2 separate regions of the Homo sapiens genome follow, and region 2 is linked to region 1. The links are chromatin loops, found by intact Hi-C in ENCODE. Cell type or tissue: Caco-2. All regions are shown on one strand. Each heading gives the region's core, and the rest is flanking DNA. Links, peaks and the distances in the headings are about the cores only.

Region 1 (3,715 bases), core at 833-3,332:
AAATATAAGAATCTAAACCTTTTAAAAAAAACCCATTACCTCCTTTATTATAGGCATTCTATAAGTGTTAGGGATAAAAAGATGAGGAACATTAAGCTATATCTGTCCTCAAGGACCTCACATCCATGTTCGGGCAACAGAACTCTAATTAAATAATTTTGATGCAATGTGATACATGCAATAACAATTGAGTAGTTCATGGGAACACAGAGAAGGGAGTTGGGATAAAGACAGAATCCAGATGGGATTTGCAGGAATAATATTTCAGCTTTGTCTTAAAAGAAGGAGTAGGATTTTAGCAACAGGAGAATCCTAGCAGTGATATTCGAGATGAAGGGAACATGCCTGTGCAAGGTATGTTGATGTCCATAGCAGTAATGCAGATGTTTTTTGGATATAGTGGTTAGGATAAGGATCTGGTATGCACGCCATTGGCTATGATCTTGACCAGTCATTTCCTTCCCTCCCTCCCTCCCTCCCTCCCGCTTTCTCTTCTTTTTTTTTGTTCTCTCTCTCTTTCTTTCACAGGGTCTCACTCTGTCACCCAGACTATAGTGCAGTGGCACTATCATATCTTACTATAACAAACCTCTGGGTTCAAGTGATCCTTTTGCTGCAGCCTCTTGAGAAGCTATGTCTACAGGCCTGCACCACCATGCCTGGCTAATTTTTACATTTTTTGTAGAGCCAGGGTCTTGCTCTGTTGCCCAGGCTGAACTTGAACTCCTGACTTCAAGCAATCCTCTCATCTCAACCTCCCAAAGTGCTGGGATTGCAGGCACAAGTCACTGTGCCTGGCTGTACTTAGGTTGATATAAAAGAGCTTGCTGTATTTAAGGATTGGCCAGTAGTTATTTATGACTTAAAGCCTTGGGGAATGGCAGGAAATGAGGATTGAGACTAGACTATGAAGGGCCTTTTTATAATGCTAAGGAGTTTAATTTTTTTCCTTCAGGCAATATGGAGCTGACATTCTGAACCTAGAGAGTACTGATCAAATCCTATTTTAGAAACATTCTGGTTGTAGTGATAGATTTGGGGAAAGGAAGAAGGAGGAGTCTGGAAAGAGAAAGAGCAATATAAATGAGGGCTAAAGGGAGTCTGACTAATAGAATCACATGTAAAATGTCATAATAGTATTGTGCCATATTGCACATAATGAAGAATATAACCGCAATATATTCAGCCTATTCTAATTTTTTAAACTATTGGCGAAAAGAGCCAAACTCTGTAAAATATTTGAAGAGATTTATTTTGAGCCAAATATGAGTGACCATGGCCCATGAACACAGCCCTCAGGAGGTCCTGAGAACATGTGCCCAAGATAGTCGGAGTACAGCTTGGTTTTGTATATTTTAGGGAGGCATGAGACATCAATCAAATACATTTAAGAAGTACAATGGTTTGGTTCAGAAAGGCAGGACAACTCAAAGCAGGCGGTGGGACTTCCAGACTGTAGGTAAATTTAAACATTTTCTAGTTGACAATTGGTTGAGTTTATCTGAAGACCTGGGAATGTTCAGGTTAAGATAAAGGATTATGGGGACCAAGTTTTATTGTGTAGAGGAATCTCTCAGATAGCAGACTTCAGAGAGATAGCAGGTTGTAAAATGTTTCTCACTGGACCTGAAAGGATGCCTGGCTCTTAGTTGATTATCTTCTGGATCTGGAAAGAAAGGAAGGAAAACTGTGGGCAGCAAGCCACCCAGGCCCCAAGGAAAGAGACCGAGGACAGGAGCTGTTCCAGTATAGTAAAATATAAAACAAGAATAGTTATACCAGATATAGATCTTAGATATGATTATATATGAATATCATTAATCATTAGTTTGTAGCAATTACTCTTTATTCCAATATTATAATAATCCTCACTCCATAATCATACCCTAGGAAAAACCAGGCCATACAGAGATAGGAGCTGAGGAGACACAGTGAGAAGTGACCAGAAGACAAGAGTGCGAGCCTTCTGTTATGCCCGGACAGGGCCACCAGAGGGCTCCTTGGTCTAGTGGTAATGCCAGCGTCTGGGAGGACGCCCGTTGCCAGGCGGACCTTGGTCTAGCGGTAGCATAAGTGTCAAGGGAAAACACCCGCTACTTAGCAGACCGGGAAAGGGAGTCTCCCTTTCCCCAGGGGAGTTTAGAGAAGACTCTACTCCTCCACCTCTTGTGGAGGGCCTGACATTAGTCAGGCTCGTCCACAGTTATCCGGAGGCCTAACAGTCTCACTGTGATGCTGTGCTTCAGTGGTCACACTCCTAGTCTGCCTTCGTGTTCCATCCTGTACACCTGGCTCTGCCTTCTAGATAGCAGTAATAAATTAGTGAAAGTACTAAAAGTCTCTGATATGCAGAAATAATGGCATAAGCTGTCCTTCTCTTTGTCTCCTCTCTCTCTCTGCCTCGGCTGCCAGGCAGGGAAGGGCCACCTGTCCAGTGGACACGTGACCCACGTGACCTTACCTATCATTGGAGATGACTCACACTCTTTACCCTGCCCCTTTTGCTTTGTATCCAATAAATAACAGCGCAGCCAGACATTCGGGGCCACTACCGGTCTCCGTGCATTGGTCATAGTGGTCCCCTGGCCCAGCTGCCTTTTCTTTTATCTCTTTGTCTTGTGTCTTTATTTCTACACTCTCTCGTTGCTGCACACGGGGAGAAACTCACCCACCCTGTGGGGCTGGACCCTACAGAAAACGAAGGGGTAAGGGGATTCTCTATAGAATGTGAATTATTCCCACAAGAGACTTTGCAGGGCAATTTCAAGGCATGGCAAGGACATATATTTTGGGGTTAAATATTGTATTCCTTGTTTCATAATGTTATGCCAGAGTCAGATTGAAAAGCAAATCACAATATGCAGGGTCAAATAAAACCCATCTCATGAGAATCTATGGTTTGTAGGGCATAACTCCCTAGACCCCTTAGGTAGGAATTTGGGCCAGATACAAAATCAGAGCTTAGGCCTCAAAACAGTTTTAACATAATGAATTACCATAGAAACAGAAAATTAGAAAGGGGACAGTTCTAGAGGTAGGCAAACTGAAAACTATCAAAAGACACCTGACAGTTTGAACAGGTAGCAGGTAAAATAAACATTTTCTTATTTTGTGGGTTTCTTTTTTTTTTTGAGATGGAGTTTCACCCTTGCTGCCCAGGCTGGAATGCAATGGAGTGATCTCGGCTCACTGTAACCTCCGCCTCCCGGGTTCAAGCGATTCTCCTGCCTCAGCCTCCCGAGTAGCGGGGATTACAGGCATGCACCACCATGCCTGGCTAATTTTGTAGTTTTAGTAGAGATGGGGTTTCTCCATGTTGGTCTGGCTGGTCTCGAACTCCTGACCTCAGGTGATCCACCTGCCTCGGCCTCCCAAAGTGCTGGGATTACAGGCGTAAGCCACCACGCCCGGCTCTTATTTTGTGTTTTAAGGGATAACAGCATGACACCACTTTGAGAGTGTTAATAAGTCTACACAAAAACTTTTAATGTTATATATTACTATGATAATAACCATGAGTCATTAAGAAATAGTTATCATTGTTCACTGTATTTCAAGTATGGGGAAATAAGTACATTTTAAAACAATCTCTATGTTAAATGGTTAAAGTTTATTACTTATTTATATTTATTTTTATTAATTTTTTTGAGACAGAGTCTGACTCTGTTGCCCAGGCTGGAGTGCAGTGGCACAATCTTGGCTCACTGCAACTTCT
Region 2 (3,715 bases), core at 616-3,115, 110 kb after region 1:
GTATTCATGGACAAATGATCATTCTCTTGATAATGAAAAGGACTGAATATCAGCTGTGGAGGGAAATAGAAAGACAACAATGGACCCAAGCCACGCAAGTTTTAAGTTTGTAAATACTGTACATCTCTTTTCTTGTTCCAGAATTTCATTACATTTGTATTTCTCTGGGAGGTGGTATACAATTTTATAATCAAGAGGGACAAGATAGAATCTTTTCTGCCTCCTGCTGTGGTTGCTCAGTTGTGGTTTTAATTGTTGCACCAGCAGGAAAATATATGGCTTTAATTCTAAAGGATTAAGAAGACTTGAGCAATATATGTATGCAGAAGATAGAGGCTGGTGCTCTTACTTAGGAAAACTAGTCAACCTTAACACACTCAGTAAGCAAGTTAATGAACTCCATTGGTAAAAGATAAATGAAAAGTGACATTTCTTTCCTTCTTTACTATATGGTTAGTTATTTTTATTATCCTATATAATAGGCATGATTTATATAAATAGCATTAGTCTCTAATAGTGAAATGAGCATTGTATATAGAATGAGATGAACTGGGTTTAAACATAACACTATGGTTAATTAAACGTATAATTGTATCCAAAATTACACATTTAAACTCCCTGGGTCTTTAGTTTTCTCTTTTGGAAAGTGAATATATTATAGCACATAATTTCTAAATTCGCCAGCTCATCTCTAAATTATCTAATATCTAGTCCGGATTCAACTTTCCCCAAGTGTCCTAAGATGTGTCTTTAGAGTTTTTGTAAAAATATAAAACCAATAGAAATTCACAAATTGCATTTAATTTTTTGTCTTTTTGGATTTTGAAACAGTTTTCAAACTCCTCTCATAATATTGACTCCATGATGATTATGGAATATCCTACATTCTGAATTTGTCTAATTGTTTCCTCATACTGAGATTTAACTTCTTTCTTTATCTGTTATACTTTCTTTCTTCTTTCTTTTTTTATTTTGTTTTTTGAGACGGAGTCTCACTCTGTCGCCCAGGCTGCTGTCACCCAGGCTGGAGTGCAGTGGCAGCAATTATGGCTCATTACAACCTCTGCCCCTCGGGTTCAAGTGATCCTCCTGTTCCCGGACCAAACTGAGGGTTGGGCTGCTATTTCTTGCGGCCCAATAACAAGATGCAGATGAACTGGGGAGGAAGAGAGTTTTTATTTCTGTAACCAGCTACAGGGAGAAGGCCTGGAAATTATCACCAGACCAACTGAAAATTACAAAGTTTTCCAGAGCTTATATACCTTATAAGCTATATGTCTACATGTAAGTGTGCATTAAATCTAAAGACATAAGTGATTAACTTCTTTTAATCTATCTATAACTAAGGTCTGGGTCCTGAAGACCTTCTTCTGGAGCCTCTGTAAGTTTACTTAATCTAAATGGGTCTAGGTGCTGGGGTGATTACCTTTATCTTGTCTCCTGCTAAATCATAAAGGTTTGGGACATTCCTTTAGACCCCAATAAACTTGTTTGTGGAGGCCTGGGGAGTTTCTTCAGACCCCCAATAAAACTTCTTTAATCCTAAAAGGGTTCTGTCAGGAATTCCTTTGTTATCTTGTCATGCTTCAAGGCCCAGGAAAAGCCTAAGCAAAACTCTTGGCGGGCTCTTTGTTACATTCCAGTTTGTAAAAGGGCACTGGCTCAATCACCTTTTAATGTTTAACTTAGCTACTCAGTCAGTGCTGGGACAGTTGCAATGGAAGCCTGAATTAATGAGAACTGGCCTGCCACACTCCGTCCTCAGCCTCCCAGGTAGCTGGGACTACAGGCATGCATCACCACTTCTGGCTGATGTTTGTATTTTTAGTAGAGATGGGGTTTCACAATGTTGGCCAGGCTGGTCTTGAACTCCTGACCTGAAGTGATCTGCCCGCCTCGGCGTCCCAAAGTGCTGGGATTACAGGCGTGAGACACCATGCCTGGCGTTATCTGTTATATTTTTTGTAATCTAACTTCATTAAATTCAGTGTAGCATTTTTTTACAAGATTACTTCATAGGTTATATTGAAGTATTATTTTGCATCATACCAGAAGTTACATGACATCATACTGTCCCAGCATTAGTGAAGCAAAGTTTGATCCTTCTTTAAGGTAGTGACTACCAGATCACTCCATTTTTTTTCCATCCAACTCATATATTTTATACTTCCTTGACTTTCAATGTCATTTCAGGACATTTTATTACTGTACTCTTGGATTTCCTAAACATACATTCATCCTATCAGTAGCTGCTGGCTAAGTCTTCTAATCATTTTCATTACCTCCTTGGAGCAGGTATTCCCATTTGCCTATTAGTATCTAAAATCCTTACCCTCTTGTGGTAGTCCCCCAACACCTTATATTTTGTGGTCTCTTACCAAGCCCCTTTCTACTCCAACTAAATTAATTTGCTTTTTGTCTTCTTCACGTGGTCTTTTCATTCTCACCTCTGCCTTCAATATCTGACTGCTTCCTCTGTAATCCCCCCTGCGACTGCCCTGGCTTGTTTATCACCTCCTTTATGATTTATCCCAAACCACTAAAATCATTCTCAATATTCAGTTTTTCCTAGTGGTCAAATATTCAGTTTATGGCATATACTTTTATAATTTTCAATAATGTTTCTTTCAACTGGAAGTAATAAGTTTTCAATATAAGGATTATATTGATTCAAAGTTATAGTAATTGAAAAAGTTGAAATAAGATTAAAACATGTGATAAAATTGTTTAAAGAATAAGTTTTTTGTTTTTATCTCCATAGCCACCATCTCTTACATAAGAATATGAGTCAGCATAATGATGATGAATGAAAGTACTGTTCTTTATAAAGTCAAGGAAGCCACCTTGTGAGACTAGGCTATCATTCAGCAGTGTTGTGAATTTTCCTTTCTAATTTCAGGTTAGGTGTGATTTTTATGTGGCCTATATTTCTGGATTTGGGCAGTTTGTTCCAGATGGAACTTTTATGACTATGGTTTGCTAGGAAATACTGCTGGGCTTGCAGATCATTCATTCACTGATAAACTGAATTGACTTTCCCATGTACTTAAGTCAGTTTATCAGTGTGATGTGAGAGAAAACTGGATTTGGAGTCAGGACAGGGGTTTAAGTACTGTCTCTGCTACTTACCTTATGTGTGACCTTGAGCAAATTCTTTAACCTATTTGAATTTTACCTTACTGCAAAACAAAAAACAGTATCTTACCATGACTACTTCATTATGTTGTTGCAAAACACAAATTAGGTATTGTGAAAAATCCCTTGTGATTTATAAAGTGCCATCAAAATACACAGGGTGATTATTTATGTTTTTCAACTTAATAAGGTGATTAATAGCTTCTTTTTGGGAAAAATTTCTATTTCAAAATAATAAAATATTTGTTTTTGTAAAGTGGGAAAGATAGATTTAATTGGGATTTTTAAAAAGCAATATGGTTGAAAATAAAGAGAAAGAAGGTAACTCATTTTTATCTGAATTCCCTTTTGCCATATATTTCACTCATTTTCTCTGGTATCTTTATTCCTTCTACATTATAACATTGTGTGTTTTTGTTTGTTTTTTGTTTTGTTTTGGTTTTGAAAGTTATGCAGCAACATCTTGCTAATTTTTTAAAAATACTGATCTACCTCCTAGTTTTAGGGCTAGCTTTACCCAGTTGAACAAACTTCTCTACCCTTTACATCCTTTTTTTCTGACATTTTTGCTGTAAATCAT

Evidence for each region. Hi-C counts contacts between places; a loop is a spot of excess contacts. Peaks named below come from ENCODE experiments on the same cell type or tissue, not always from the same donor. Only the 100,000 strongest peaks of a DNase experiment are listed, where the experiment ranks them.
Region 2: it touches region 1 in a loop (8-fold over the local background); 1 of 110 quality-filtered maps calls a loop at or near these places.

Annotation. Positions count from the first base shown.
Region 1 is chr1:75,840,698-75,844,412 of GRCh38, forward strand. The region is part of intron 7 of MSH4 (mutS homolog 4); the gene reads left to right. Among named protein-coding and RNA genes, the nearest start is that of MSH4, 46 kb to the left of the region's middle. In Caco-2, for the core only: a CTCF peak has its summit at 2,030 (motif pointing right); a DNase peak (open chromatin) is centred at 2,024.
Region 2 is chr1:75,951,962-75,955,676 of GRCh38, forward strand. No RefSeq gene overlaps it. Among named protein-coding and RNA genes, the nearest start is that of ASB17, 21 kb to the left of the region's middle. In Caco-2, for the core only: no CTCF peak of the experiment used is centred there; a DNase peak (open chromatin) is centred at 1,650.